Regions from separate parts of the Homo sapiens genome. Here regions 1, 3 and 4 are each linked to region 2. Evidence: chromatin contacts called from ENCODE Hi-C or POLR2A ChIA-PET data. All regions are on one chromosome and are shown on one strand. Each heading gives the region's core, a stretch centred on a gene start or an enhancer-like site at or near the end of the contact. The rest is flanking DNA. Distances are from core to core; before and after follow the strand shown.

Region 1 (3,554 bases), core at 833-3,332, 600 kb after region 2:
TTGAAATCACAAAAATGAGGTACATTTGCTCTCTATTCACCTTTGGAATTTAGATCTGAATGCCTCCCTGACCTGGGAAGATAGAACAAAAGAAATAATTGCCATCAATCTGACAAGACCGAGAAGGGCAAGTGCATGCATGTGTGTGAGTGTATATATTTTCATGGAAAAAATTAAGTTGGCAGCCTTCCTGATAGAAAATCCATTGCTTTTTGGGTTGAGAATTCCTCGAGGCAAAAATGTCCTGAAGAAGGGACTCCTGGTTCTGGAGTCATTGGAGTGGCTGAATCAGGATGGTGAGGGCACCGCATCGCTTTCTGCTCATTATCAGCACTCTATCAAGCACCATCCTCTGGGGATATCCTCCCCTGACCAGAGCAACTCCCACTTACAGGTCACTGGGACCGCCCTTACCTTCATGTTGCTTTATTCCCCCGTTTTAAGTCTTACTCACATAGCTCTGGGCCATGTGGGTATGTATGTGTCTTCTGACTTGATTGTAGACTCTTTAAGGCCAAGATCCAGGATATATTCATAGTGGGTTCCTTGCTGCCTGATGTAGAAAATGTCACCCAGTAGGTGCTCAATAAACACTGGTTGATTGAATGAGTGGCTGTTATGCTTGAAGCAGTTTCCATGATTCTAAGCCCATTCCTGGCTGATCATTTCTACAGAATTCACTGTGATTTTAATGCGGTAAATAGCTTTGGGCCAAGTCAAGTGATTCTTAGTGTAACACTCAGATTGGGCACAGGCATGCTCAAAGGTTAAACTGGCTGCTACTTGAGAGACAGGATTAAAAACATATAGTCAGAAAGGCAATTGGATTGCTTCATTTCACTCATAGCTTATGCACTCCATTCCCTTTGGCCCCATAAAACCCAGAACCATGGAAAATAAAGTCATCAGGAAGCTCATCCATTTCACTTTCTCTTTCCTCTCTCCCCCTTTTCCATGTAACTTGGGAGGCTGCCTTCTATGCTAGCACAGGACAACTCTGGCCCAGAGAAAGCTTTATTGTCACCCTGTAAATCTGGCAAAGAATAATGCTCAAAACGGTTCCACTGTGGCTTGAGGCAGAGGTCTTTGCTCTGCTCAGCCTAGCTCTCGTGTTCACTGCTTCTGCATTAATCCCAAGTATTAGGGTAAATGGTGGAAGAAATGGAGAATGTCCTTCTCTGGAAACCTTGACTTTATTGCAGGCATGACTCAGTTTATGCAATAGGTGTGGTCTCAAAGAGCTATGGGAAAATCACATTTTTAGAAATCAAGTCATATTTAAAGTGTACTACAAAAAAAGCTGACCATTTAATGAAGGTATTTATGAGTACTTTCAAAGTATCATCGTTGCTAGTGGAATATAAGTCCATAATTTCTCTTCCATGAACATCCAGATTTTCACAAGCTGTGTTTGCTCCAAGAGAGGTTCAGGAGATTGTGAAAGGTTGACTGCAGGTGGCATGGACATGTATAATTACTGTGTTTAGAGTCCTCTAAGACACTGGGGCTTGAGGGCTTTTGCTTATTCTCTTTCATCCACTGTTGTGCTGCCTCACTGGTGCCCCTCTCTATCCCATCTCTCCCCTACCTTCCCACCTACGCCCTCCCAGACCTCCAGGGAGAAAGAGAAGAGAGACATTTGAAATACTCTTCACTTCATCCTAAAGAGGTGAGCCACTTGCCAGTGGGTTCTAAGGAAACTTGAGGTTTGTGCCAGGGTAGGGTCACTGTCATCATCAGAGTGCAGGGAGTAGCAGCAAGTTGGGATTCAGCCAGCTCTAAACTCCTTGCTCTCTTTCGGACACAGGGCCTGAGAAGGGGAACTCAGTGTGATATGTCATGGTGCACACACAGCACTTGTCCCATCCCCACTTCCATGTTCTCTCTAGGCTCACTAACCCTGCACTCCATATTTCTGGGCCTCAGTTTCCCATACAGGCACTTCAGGGCCTCGAAAGGTCTGCGGGCAAGGGTGCCTTGGGAGGATGCGGTCCATTTTGTTTTGTGTGACTATTACAGAACCACACGAGGCGCTCTTTCGGCTAGGCCATGTGCCAGAAAGAGAAGAGAGAGTCTAGTCAGGATATTTAACTTATCATGGTCACAGCAGGAATTTTTCCTGCTGCAAACTTCCTAACATTCTGACCCTTCTGGTCTGAACATTTCCAAGGCTGTTCCTATGCCAACCGAAAAACATTCCACAATCTATGTTTCTTGTGCAGTATAGCAGTGGGCTTTTCAGTACCAGGAAGACGTATGAAAGGTTTGATTTATTGCCCATTCTTTTGTGTGGGAGAGTCTAGTGATTTCAGATATAACAACAGAACTCTGTGAGATGCTGAATTGCCCAGGGAGTGCTCAACTGCCCCGTGTCTTCACTTGGGAGGGTGTCAATCAATCATTCCTGGATACCTGACCAACATGGACGATATCATGCAGTTAATCTCAAAACAAAATATCCAGGTGTTTTCAGTTGTGTAGTCAACATACCCAAATGCTCCTCTGAAATACACCATTGTATTAGTAAGTCAGCTGCTTGGTTTCATGTCACCATAGCCTGACTATTCTGGACAAAATTCTGACCTTTGTTTTGTCTTTTATTTTATTTTTTTATAAATCACTCCTGTGTTTATGTTTGCAGGGAGAGAAAATCTTTTTCTGTCTGGTGTTTTTCAAAATTTTGATGATGGACTCACATCAAGGATGAAGAGCTTTGATGTCATTTGAACACCACCACCATCACCACCACCAGCATCAACAAACAAACAAGCAAACAAGCGTGAACTCAGGAGCCCTGTGGCCCAGCCTCCAGTCCATTTCCTCACTGTGATCTGGCTAAGTCACCTCCCCTCCACCTCAGTTCAGTCACCTACACAACAGGAATGGTGGCTCCTGGCGTGAAAAGTTCTTAGGAGCATTCAGCATGATGCTGTGTGGAGCACTTGGAAACTGCGTGTGCATCACCTCATATTTCTGGCCACAGGTCATTCAGACATCTGCCCTTTGCCCTGGAGGAGAACCACTAGGGACTTGTGCCCATAAGCACCAATTCTGGCTTTTACCCTACCCATCCTTTGCCATCCCAAACTATGCCATCAACAAATTCTAGAAATCAAGTTAGAAATGCTGTTCCCACGAGGGTCTCTGTGGTCTCTCAGAACAACAATCAGCTGGCCCTGCTGGGCAGATGTTGCCCAATCCTAACCCACACTTAGCTATCAACTTAATCATTCTCAACTAAAAACACCTACCTGAACACTTTTAGGGGTTAAGAATAGTATAATCTCACTTAGCCATTTGCATTTTTTCTTCTTTTTACAAAAAGAAATTTATCTTTTTTTTTTTTTGAGACGGAGTCTTGCTCTGTTGCCCAGGTTGGAGTGCAGTGGCGCAATCTTGGCTCACTGCAAGCTCCGCCTCCTGGGTTAGCGCCATTCTCCTGCCTCAGCCTCCCGAGTAGCTGGGACTACAGGTGCCTGCCACCACGCCTGGCTAATTTTTTTGTATTTTTAGTAGAGACGGGGTTTCACCGTGTTAGTCAGGATCGTCTTGAT
Region 2 (3,564 bases), core at 272-2,771:
TGCTTGAACCTGGGAGGTAGAGGTTGCGGTGAGCCAAGGTCATGCCACTGCACTCCAGCCTGGGCTACAGAGCGAGACTCCATCTCAAAAAAATAAAAATAAAAATAAGACAAATGTTAAAGGCACATAAAAGGCTCTTTTTTTTTTTGACTTTTCTGAATTTTATTACCTTTTCTCTAAAAGTTAACTTTTTTGCAAATGGCTATTAATGTCATATACCAGTAGAGGGCGATAAAACATTACTTTTTAGTATTATCTTAAAACTACTTTTACCAGAGTGGAAAAAGAATTTTTGGATAACTTTTCTTTTGCCCCTTCACAAAAGAAAACGATCGAAGACACTAGCAAGATGGAGAAACATAGTTCAATGGGAAGATCAAAAGTAACAGACAGATTACCATGACCTAAATTTGCAGAAGGGAGAATCATCATCTGTGTAAAAACTATAGTGACAGCTCTGTTTAGATTGGTTTATGTCTCAGGGAGACCGCCTTTTGTGCTAGCTCTCTGACACTGCATAACAACTGTGGGCAATTACGTATGGAAATCCTTCAAGCTGAAACAAATTGCAAAACTTAAGTGCACTTAGTCTGTTGTACCTTTTGTGGATCTAGAATACGTAACTTTAAAAATCTAGATTGTAATAGCTTCTAGATAGATGACAGTTTGGGCGTGAACCATTTAGCCATCCACTTGTGGTATGGCAGGAGTATATGGTGAGGAGTGGCCAGCTAACATTCTCAGGGGTCGGGGTGCCATGTTTACGTGGGCAGGCTTGATTCCTGGAAGCCGAGCTCATTTACCAGAAGAGCAGCCAATACCATGAATAAATCTGGTCCTGAAAAAGTAAATGCTCTGTTTCTTGGATTATTTATTTATATCAGATGGAGGGGGACAAGAAAGCTTATGCCTTTCCCTGTGGCCATGCAGCGCATGTGAGAATGTGCACTATGGCCGGCGCGGTGGCTCACGCCTGTAATCCCAGCACTTTGGGAGGCCGAGGCAGGTGGATCACCTGAGGTCAGGGGTTTGAGACCAGCCTGGCCAACATGGTGAAACCACATCTCTACTAAAAATACAAAAAAAAAATTAGCCAGGCATGGTTGGGGGCGGGTGCCTGTAATCCCAGCTACTTGGGAGACTGAGGCAGGAGAATTGCTTGAACTCGGGAGATGGAGGTTGCAGTGAGCCCAGATCATGCCATTACACTCCAGCCTGGGCGACAAAAGTGAAACTCTGTCTCAAAAAAATGTAAAAAAAAAAAAAAAAGAGAGAGAGATAGAATGTGCACTGTATTTAGCCTAGCCTGTGGCATTTTGTTTTGCAAATTTTAGTAGTATGGAAGTAAACTATCAGCATAAGAAAAAAGAAAATTCCTATGGCTCTGAATATGTTAGGATTTCTATCAAACACAGGGCCCAGCCCAGCCAGTTCCCAGTGGGGTAGGCTCGGCCCTTGGTCCCTACCAACACATTGACTGCTCTCCCCACAAGGTGATTTCACTGCACTGGACACAAGATGAGATGGTTTAGATGCTGGCACTGGAGCAGCTGCAGTAATGTGAGCTGAAAGGAATGCAGTTGTATGTCGAGAGTGCCAATTTCCAAAGCAGGTTCTTGAAAGGCTGTTTCTCTTCGTATGGTGAGGGACCTGTGCTGTTATCAAGACTAGGAAGGAAGGAGATTCATTAAATGTCATCATCAGCCTGAACAGGTGGTTGGCAAAGGAACGGAAAGCACGGAGATGAAGTTTTAGAGATCGGGGTGATTGCTGGCAACTAACATTATCAACTGTGATTCCAAGAGGCCCCAACTGTGGGAGGCCTGGAGGAAGCCACAGAGGTTATCTGGAGGGCCAGAGCTTACAATCTGGTTGGACTGGATCCAGCTGAATCCATCTGAGGCCAGCTCCAGGAAAGGCAGGTCTGGTATCAAGATGTACAGCAGACCATGGTGGGTGGGGAGCTCAAATTGTACTTACGGGCAACTGGGTGTGGGGAGGAGGGTTGTATGGCTCTGCAAGCATAGACCAGATCCTATGGCTATCCCCACATGAGATAGCGGGAGGATATCCTATGGGAGTTAGCCATAGGATCTGGTCTAAGCTTAACTTGAATTTCAATAGGCTGCCTTTTCTTTTCAATGAGCCCTCCTCACGAATACTTTGCATCCAAAAACTTTCTCCTTCTAATGTTCTAAGGGCTGCCAGCTGCCTCGGGCAGGCTCTCCAGAAGCCTAGGGAAGAGATACAGGGGTCAGGGAAGCATGAGTTGGGACCTCTTTTTTCTCCTATTCTTACCTGTGTTCAGCCTGGTTTACTGAAAGCAAGAGGTAATGAGCCTTTGTGGATGGGTGTGGCTGAATCATTGTGCGTTACCGATACAAGATGATCTGGAAGAAGCCCCTGATGGAACCTAAGGCCCTGGTGGAGTTTCTTTGAATATCATCAGAGGGAACTTGAGACCCGAGATACAGAGGGGACTGCAAACAGGCCTGCAGTGCCTGGGGCTGATTCCACAGGCAAGCACCTGTATCATTATCTCAGGCGACCCCCACAGCAGGAAGATATTATTATGCCAAGTACTCAGATAATGAAACTGCCTGGAGGAATAAGGAGTAGAGCCTGAATTTGAATTTACCACTTTGTCCTGCTGAGTGGTTGGTGAGGGAGGGGTAATAAGCATTAGAGCTATTAACTAAGGAAGCAGCATGGATTACTGGTTAGAAGCAAAGCCGTGGCTCTAGCCTGCCTGGGTTTGTATCCCAGCTGTGCAAGTAACCAACCTCCCTGTGCCTCAATTTCCAATCACACCTGCCCAGTAGGGTCTTGTGAAGATTAAATGAGTTTATATAGAAAAGTGCTTAGAGGCTGGGTGCGGTAGCTCACGCCTATAATCTCAGCACTTTGGGAGGCCAAGGCTGGCAGATCACTTGAGGTCAGGAGTTTGAGACCAGCCCGGCCAACATGGTGAAACCCTGTCTCTACTAAAAATACAAAAGTTAGCTGGGCGTGGTGGCATGTGCCTGTAATCCCAGCTACTCGGGAGGCTGAGGCAGGAGAATTGCTTGAACCCGGGAGGTGGAGGTTGCAGTGAGTCGAGAGTCGAGATCGCGCCACTGCACTCCAGACTGGGCGACAGAGCAAGACTCCATCTCATTAATAAATAAATAAATAAATGAATAAATAAATAAATAAATAAATAAATAAGCTTAGAACAATACCTGGCACATAGTAAGTCAGTTTTCCTGTATGGTGCTGACTGTGCCGCTTTGTTAAACAACTACGCATTAGAAGAGTGGGTTTGGTTGAGACTGCCTCTAAAATTAGTGCTTTATTTGCTTAACTGCCTCCCTGAATTAGGGTCCTTTCATTCCTCATTTGAATGTTAAAAACCTAACCTATGTTTGGAAAAACATAATTGATCATACAGTCATTGTAATTTGCGAGGGCTGCCCTAACAAAATACTACAGACTGTGTGGCTTAAACAACAGAAATTTATTTTCTCACAGTCTGGAGTCCAAGATCAAAGTGCCAGCAGGTTTGCTTTCTCCTGAGGCCTTGCT
Region 3 (3,215 bases), core at 304-2,803, 810 kb after region 2:
TCTTCCTTTTTCCTCCCTCCTCCCCTTCCTCTTTCCTTCTTTTCCTCCCTCCCTCCCTCCTTCCCTCCCTCCATCCCTTCCTTCCCTCCTTGTGTATTTACTGACTGTCTGCTATATCCCTGGCACTAAGCCTCTGTTAATTACATACACTTAGGCCAGGCTCTTGAATTTGCAGACAACAGCAAATCCCGTTAAGTTGCCAACACTTGAAAGAGAAGAACATTTATAGATGTGTTGAATAAATGCACTCCAACTAATGAGAAAGCTTATAAAATTATTTGGATTCATGTAAGTTTAGATTTAAGGTAGCACAAGAGCAAACAGCAAACCACTGGGAGAGGTGAAATGAGATTGATAGGGAAAAATAGATCAGCAAACCAAATCAGATATATTTGTTAAGCACCTTCCATTCATCCTGACCTGTGCCAGGGACTATGGGAGATGGGAGGAAAGTAGAAAAGATGCTTTGAGGAGGTGTCTTGAGACAGATGTCATTAGGAACCACTGACCAATAACACTATGCGTGGATTCCCCAGGGAATCCATAGGCCTGTGGCTATGAAATGGCCACAACCACAGCAGAAGTTTAGCAGTTGCTTAGGAAGACGTAAATTCCCAGCTGTGACTCACCGTGTGTCAAGGAGGATTTTTCTGACATCAGTTTCCAAGCAGCTCACCCAGACTTTCTTACCCAAGAGGGTACCAGACCATGATGCCACTGGAGTTGCATTTTTTTAATTTATTTATTTTATTTTCCAAAGGGCCATTTGAACCAAGAGTGACCTGTGGCCCCTGGAAACTCTAAGCAGTGGTTTGGCATCTTGAGAATCTGTCATGCTTTGTGGAAGGGTCTAGTCCTGTCTGGAAAACAAAACTGGTGATATTTAATGTGAAAGTGTAATCCTACTGTCTCTCTCCTGATAAATGCTCAAAACTCAAGTATAAAAGCAATGAATTCCCCTTGGATATCTAAATGTAGCACTTAAAATCAATTTGATTTTATCTGAATTCTGTTAACATTGGATTATAGATGCACGGTTGCAGGCTTTGAGTGTTTTCAAGTTCTCGATATTTTAATTTTTTCCATACCCACATTGTTTTAAATGTGAGGCCTAATGTCTTCCAGCCCTAGGCTTGCAAATCCATGTTCATCTCTGTGACTGACCCCATAATATTTACTTATAACGTTCATAAAAATACCCTGCATGCCAAAAGCTGTTAGCTGCAGGAAGATGATAAAATATAAAAATATTTAATCAGCCAGTGGGAATTCCCTTACATGTTAAATCAAAGGCTCTCTCAGAGGACCCACGGTGACCTCGGAAGGCCAGAGGGTTCAGCCGCACTGTGCGGCAGCAGGAGGGAATGCCTGCAGAAAACCCACCCTGTTCAGGGCCCCTTCATGTCCTCCAGAAAACACAGCCCTAAGGAGATGCTCGGCTTCACTGCCAAGGGACTCAGGGGCCGGCATGTGCAGGCTCTGTACGGCTTTTCCACTGAGGTTTGTGTAGCTTGTCCCATCTCTCTCAGGGCTATCTCACCATGTAACATGTGCTCTGTTCCTCTTCCTCCCAACCCCCAGGACTCAGTGTTTCTCAAAAAGGAGCACCACAGAGGCTTTCTAAGGAAGAAGTGCTAGAGAAATCATACAGGGAGTGATGGGGAGGGAAAAATATCCCAGGGAAAGGAGTGCTGGATCCAGCCCTGTCTTTGCTGCCACATGTGTTGAGCAAGTCATTGCACATCTCTGGAAGTTGGATGGATCTGTGGTTTTCAGCCCTAATGGTTCCAAGAGGTATCCCTAGGTTACAGAGAGGATGACAAGGGGCCGCTGGGTTTTTATACTCCTTCCCCCTTGCCCCACTCCTTATGTCAGTCAGCTCAGCAGTAATCAGTTTTTTGTTCTGGATTACACATAACATTTAACTCACAAAAAGTGTCTGCTGTTAAAAAGAAAAGTTTAAAAACCAGTGGAACAACGAAAAAGTCCTATTTAATATAAACATAATTTGAGGCTCAATAATATCCCGGACTCCAATTTCCTGCTCATTGGCAGTCCCTACTAAAAGCTAGTTGAAACTAGTTCTTTACATCCCAGTGCCCACTAAGGAGCCATCAGAGCATAAGCTAGGCCTAGCTGAGGGGTGGGGTTGAGTGGCATAGTTCAAGGATGCTACTCTGCTTTTGCAGAAGAGTATAAAATTACAAAGGCTGCAACTTGAGCCAACTGGCAGAATGCTATTCACCCCTTTTGCATTACTTTCTACTTGAATGGCACCAAAGCAGTGTGCTTGTGTTCCTACTTTCTGGTAACATTTTTAAAAACTAAATCCGGTCTTTGAATTTTGATATAACCATTTCCTTTCCCAGGACTCAGGAAATTCACCAGCATTGTATTGGGACCCATGTGAGTGACAAACACGATGATAACTCAGAACCACTGAGCCTCTCACTGTGGTGCTTTGCTCTTAGGCCAAGTTTGTCCTGAGATGATCCTTCCCAGATGGCTGCTCAGAACTTTATGCAAACTGACTCTTGAAATGTCCACCAAAGGAACTCATCCAAACCCCAGTACTGGATGCCACCAGCCCAGCTACATTAATCATACCTTCCTCTTTTGTGCCAAAGTCCTCATTTTAAGCCAGATGATTTAAAATCATTCCATCACCCCCAAATCATTTTGTCATTCAATTTCCATCTATCATGCTAGATGTCCTAAGTTTTGTCCTTGATTCAATTTTGTGTCAACTCAGTAATATTGAATCAAAATTCTATTACTAATTCAAACCAAAAGTGACAAAAACAGAAAGTTTTACAGGGTAAAGCATAAGAACTTTTCCATTCAGCTGCTTAATATTACCTGTACTCCTAACATCAAAAGACAGTTTTCACTAGCATTTTGTTGTATAGTCTTTCATATCTTCTTGATATATACACAATATTTTTAATAGCAATAAGATCACCAATATATGCAGTTTTGCGCTCTGCTCTTTTGACTTTAAACAAGAGCCTAAATTTATCCAATGTTAACTAATATTCTTCTACAATATAATTTTTAAAGAATAAAAATTAATTCTACAATATAATTCACTACAAAATTAAAACTTTCAATGACTATGTAAGATGCATAATTTATTTAACTCTGTTCTCTACTGTTGCAATGCTTGCTTTTTCAATTTTTTAATATTAAAAATCCCGAGATGAATATACTTATAC
Region 4 (3,673 bases), core at 306-2,805, 580 kb after region 2:
TAGGATTCTTACTAAATATACCCACTTCTGTCTTCCTCAAGCTCCCAGACTGGAAATATTAGCTATTGAATAAATACATAATTATTCATCGGGGCTGAATCTTCACACATAGCCGTGACCAGCACTTGATCTTCTCATATAGCCGTGACCAGCACTTGAAGGAAGCCAGGACAATTCTTTTAGATTCTCTTCCTTGAAATGCCACCTCTTCCTTCCTCTGTGGCCTCATGCTCCTCAATTCCTGCTTTTTTGAAAGCCATAAGCCAGGCAGTAATGTTTGCCTCCTTGGCTTGATCTCTGCCTGAAGCACCCAAATGCCCCTCTGAATTTAGCAAGAGAAGAGACTTGGCTCCCTGCGCTGGTGGCTGCTATCTTGTTTCTACTCCCCAACTCTGATATTCCCCTAATCCCATCTTGCAACTTGGCTACTTTTCCCAGTATAAACACTTTTCCGTATGACAACTCCCACAACGCCCAGCTAGGGAGTTTCTCTGTTTACAGTTTGCAATGGGTTCATTATATTTACTTGATGGGGAAGGTTTCAATTACACCTCAGCCAGCTCATCCTCTTTAATTCATACTCCCACTACCTGCTCTTGTTACCTATCCTTCTAAATATTAGTCACCTATGTGAAGATAATAAAAAGATCCTTCTGGGTTATCTCCAATTGTATGTCTCTTTTCAAATAACGACTGATTGCCTGAAAAAAAAAATTAAAGTCTGAAGGCAGTGAGCGATTTGTAGAATGTGCAGCATCCACATTCATTGGAGCTGGAGAGATCTTGGAGAAAATTTAATCTAAATTCTTACTTTCCAGATGAGGCCTGGGGCAGAGAAGGGATTTACTCCAGATCATTTTATTCATTAATGGAAGATCTCCCGCCTTCCCACACAAGACTCCACACATGCACGATTCTTTTCTGGTTTTTTATTTCTGCTATGACAACACAGTCATATCTATGTAGTCCTATCTACATACAATGTAGTCGTGTGTGTGTGTGTGTGTGTGTGTGTGTATACACGTATGTACCAGGAGAATGGTTCCCAAACCTGTCTGAATCATCAGAATCATCTGAGATTCTTTTTAAAAAGACAGTAGCGAGAGTTTCTATCATATGTCCTGAAACAGTCTCTGAGGCTGGGCCCAGGAGTCCAAGGTCTGGCCTTGGGGTTGCTGCTTGATAAAGTTCCCTTGCCCTCCCAGCCTCTTTTTCCCCTCCCATAAGGCACTGCATTTTTCAAGATTGGCCGCAGATTTCATAACATCATTATCAATGTGAAAGGGACCCTTGGTGGGTTTCCTATGTTGTCATGGAAGAGCCCAGCATCCACAACAAGAGAGGCGTGCATGAGGCAGCCTGCGGCCCCAAAGGCAAGGCCCTGTAACTTTAAGCAGAGCTTAGCAAGCCTAGTAACTGGCTTTGTTTGTGTGTCTACGTGGAGGAGGAGACCAGCTTGTGAGCAGTACCTGGAGCCCGTGGGCGTACTCTGGGGAAGCTGCTGCATGAGTCAGGCCTGCAGAGGGTTGGGGACTGGAGTCCTTGACGCACTCAGCAATGATTCAGGGGCACAGCCGAGACCTCGGCATGCCAGGTTAAGCGGGTAAGCCACTCTCCCTGCCAGAGTGGGCCCTGGATGCATGGTAGGGAGCCATCTTAACTTGAACAGCTGTGTAATCACCAGTACCAGTAAAAGAGAGGGGACATGAGACAGTTTTCTCCTGGAACCTCCCCTGGAGTGTGAACACAAGGGAGTGGAATTGTGGGGTCAAATGGTCCAGGAGACCTGCTCCCAGTGAATAAACAAATTCACTAAGGCGTTAGCTCTAGAAAGATTTTATAACTTAGCTGGGTGTATTTGAGGGTGTTATCCATCAGCCAGATACAAGAGGTGGGGAATCTAAATACCTGCATGTGTTTTGGGGGTTGAATAAGTCCCCTCTGTTGTCGATGACTTGGGACAGTCCTAGGTGAAAGAGGTGAGGTTGATCAGTGACATTCAGGCTGCTTCTAGCCCCGCTATGCACTATGTACATATCCGAACTGAGTTCAGGTACTCTTTCTTCTTGATCCCTCTGAGGGTGAAATATTGGTCTCTTTGACCCTACAGTTGCCCAAAGTGGGGCAGTGCTCATAAATATTCACTCTCTTCTGATTTTATGGCTGATTGTACCCAAAACCTTGCTGTCTGGCAGGACAACTAGAGGCTGAGGCATAAGAGAAGAAACAGTGTGTCACTCTGATTTTTTCTGGCATCATTTTTACTCAGAGTTGGAAAGTGCCTCTCCTGCCACACACCTGTGAATCATTTAGAAACCAGGACTCACAGAACAGAGGGCGGACTTCATGCATAACCAAAAAGTTTCCTGGAGGCCGATAAGCTGATACAGCCAGAACAATTGTCTCTTTCCAGGTAGACAAAGGAGTGCAAGGCATATGACCTTTACGTATTTTTGTTTGTTTCTTTTTACCTTGGATCCTTTAGCCATTCTTGTTGGAGAGCCAGTTCTGGGAGAGGGAGTTTTTGACTAAGCAGCCAGTCCATGTTGAAACAAGCATTGTGGGGCAAGTGAGCTGAGCCCCATGGTGGAATGACAGCTACAAGTTAGTGGCATGGCCCCTTGGCAGTGCTGCCTGTCAGTTTCTCCACCACCCAGGCACAGGTGGGAGCAGCAGGTGTGGGCTCATTGAGTTACAAGGAAGCATGACCCATGATAACCAGGTCACATAATAAGGGCTGGTTTATTGCAAGAAGCAAGGGGTAATGAAGAAGGAAGTTCTCTCATAAGAAACTGCTGTGTGGTTAGTCCACACAGAGACTAGAGCTGGAGGCAGTGAGGCTCTAGGGACCTTGGCACTTGGGGGCGGTGAATCCCATGCTCTGCCATTAAAGTGGCTTGGCCAACCCTGGCTCTGGTTATTCTTGATGTATGTGCTTTAGCTTCTCCTCTCACCACCATGACTTAACACAACTTCTCTACACTTAATCTTCTGCTCAATGGTAGTTTCCACTTTCTCACAATTTTGGCTTACTCTACACTTCAGCTAACTCAAGGCTACTCGTGCACTCTTTCAACCTCAGCCCCTGATAGCAGCTTGAGTCTCTGTGTATTTTCCAATTCAAAGTCCTGTGAGTGAGAATATGATTGGTCCAGTGAATTCCTGGTAGTGCTCAGCTCTTTACAGTAGATCTCCCGGTAAGCCTGGACAGGCATCCCTGAGGCAGGTGTCTACTTCCAGACCAATCAGATGAGGACAGATGTAATAGGGGTCCATCGAGAACTGCCATTTCAGCAGTGGCCCTGGGTGGGACAGTGTCCCTTAGAAAGGGCTGCGGATGTGTTCTGACCATGTTGTACTACAAGCAGTCAAGAGTGAAAAACACTTCCATTAAAGGGAAAACCAACAGTTCTAATCACAGGCAAATGTCATAAATTGGGATATTGTCACTAGGTACTTAAAATATGGAGAAAATTTGATGTGGCCTAATAAACTATGCATAGGATAAAATATAATGTTGCTGAAAGCAATAATAAATTAAGGCTGGGCATGGTGGCTCACGCCAGTAATCCTAGCACTTTGGGAGGCTGAGGCAGGAGGATCACTTGAGGTCAGGAGTTCAAGACCAGCCTGGCCAACATGGTAAAATTCCATCAATACTAAAAATACAAAA

Evidence for each region. Hi-C counts contacts between places; a loop is a spot of excess contacts on that map. ChIA-PET counts read pairs that join two places held with the same protein, here RNA polymerase II (POLR2A). Pooled maps may share reads with other maps.
Region 1: a map of endothelial cell of umbilical vein shows a loop between it and region 2 (4-fold over the local background). The contact joins two enhancer-like sites. A Hi-C loop is called at or near these places in 40 of 168 maps with a recorded cell type or tissue (GM11168, GM12878, GM18951 and 27 more) and 4 of 50 pooled maps. POLR2A ChIA-PET finds 5 or more read pairs at or near these places in 5 of 52 experiments (AG04450, B cell, OCI-LY7 and 2 more).
Region 3: a map of endothelial cell of umbilical vein shows a loop between it and region 2 (4-fold over the local background). The contact joins two enhancer-like sites. A Hi-C loop is called at or near these places in 1 of 168 maps with a recorded cell type or tissue (endothelial cell of umbilical vein) and 1 of 50 pooled maps. POLR2A ChIA-PET finds 5 or more read pairs at or near these places in 1 of 52 experiments (OCI-LY7).
Region 4: a pooled map shows a loop between it and region 2 (2.6-fold over the local background). The contact joins two enhancer-like sites. A Hi-C loop is called at or near these places in 1 of 168 maps with a recorded cell type or tissue (endothelial cell of umbilical vein) and 5 of 50 pooled maps. POLR2A ChIA-PET finds 5 or more read pairs at or near these places in 4 of 52 experiments (AG04450, PC-3, PC-9 and 1 more).

The regions. Positions count from the first base shown.
Region 1 is chr13:40,081,404-40,084,957 of GRCh38, reverse strand. It overlaps LOC124903162, which reads left to right. Exons shown (of 5, transcript XM_047430821.1): 5 at 2,642-3,554. The coding sequence ends at 2,707. Among named protein-coding and RNA genes, the nearest start is that of LINC00332, 99 kb to the left of the region's middle. Within about 2 kb of position 2,082, at least 2 of the 41 ENCODE cell types and tissues checked have a DNase peak (open chromatin) inside an H3K27ac peak, as active enhancers do; they include endothelial cell of umbilical vein, where a contact is called at or near this core.
Region 2 is chr13:40,679,833-40,683,396 of GRCh38, reverse strand. No RefSeq gene overlaps it. Among named protein-coding and RNA genes, the nearest start is that of FOXO1, 15 kb to the right of the region's middle. RefSeq lists enhancers at 1,194-1,958, 1,959-2,723, 2,724-3,488. Within about 2 kb of position 1,521, at least 3 of the 41 ENCODE cell types and tissues checked have a DNase peak (open chromatin) inside an H3K27ac peak, as active enhancers do; they include endothelial cell of umbilical vein, where a contact is called at or near this core.
Region 3 is chr13:39,873,848-39,877,062 of GRCh38, reverse strand. No RefSeq gene overlaps it. Among named protein-coding and RNA genes, the nearest start is that of MIR4305, 210 kb to the right of the region's middle. Within about 2 kb of position 1,553, at least 5 of the 41 ENCODE cell types and tissues checked have a DNase peak (open chromatin) inside an H3K27ac peak, as active enhancers do; they include endothelial cell of umbilical vein, where a contact is called at or near this core.
Region 4 is chr13:40,100,898-40,104,570 of GRCh38, reverse strand. The region is part of intron 3 of LOC124903162; the gene reads left to right. Among named protein-coding and RNA genes, the nearest start is that of LINC00332, 79 kb to the left of the region's middle. Within about 2 kb of position 1,555, at least 4 of the 41 ENCODE cell types and tissues checked have a DNase peak (open chromatin) inside an H3K27ac peak, as active enhancers do.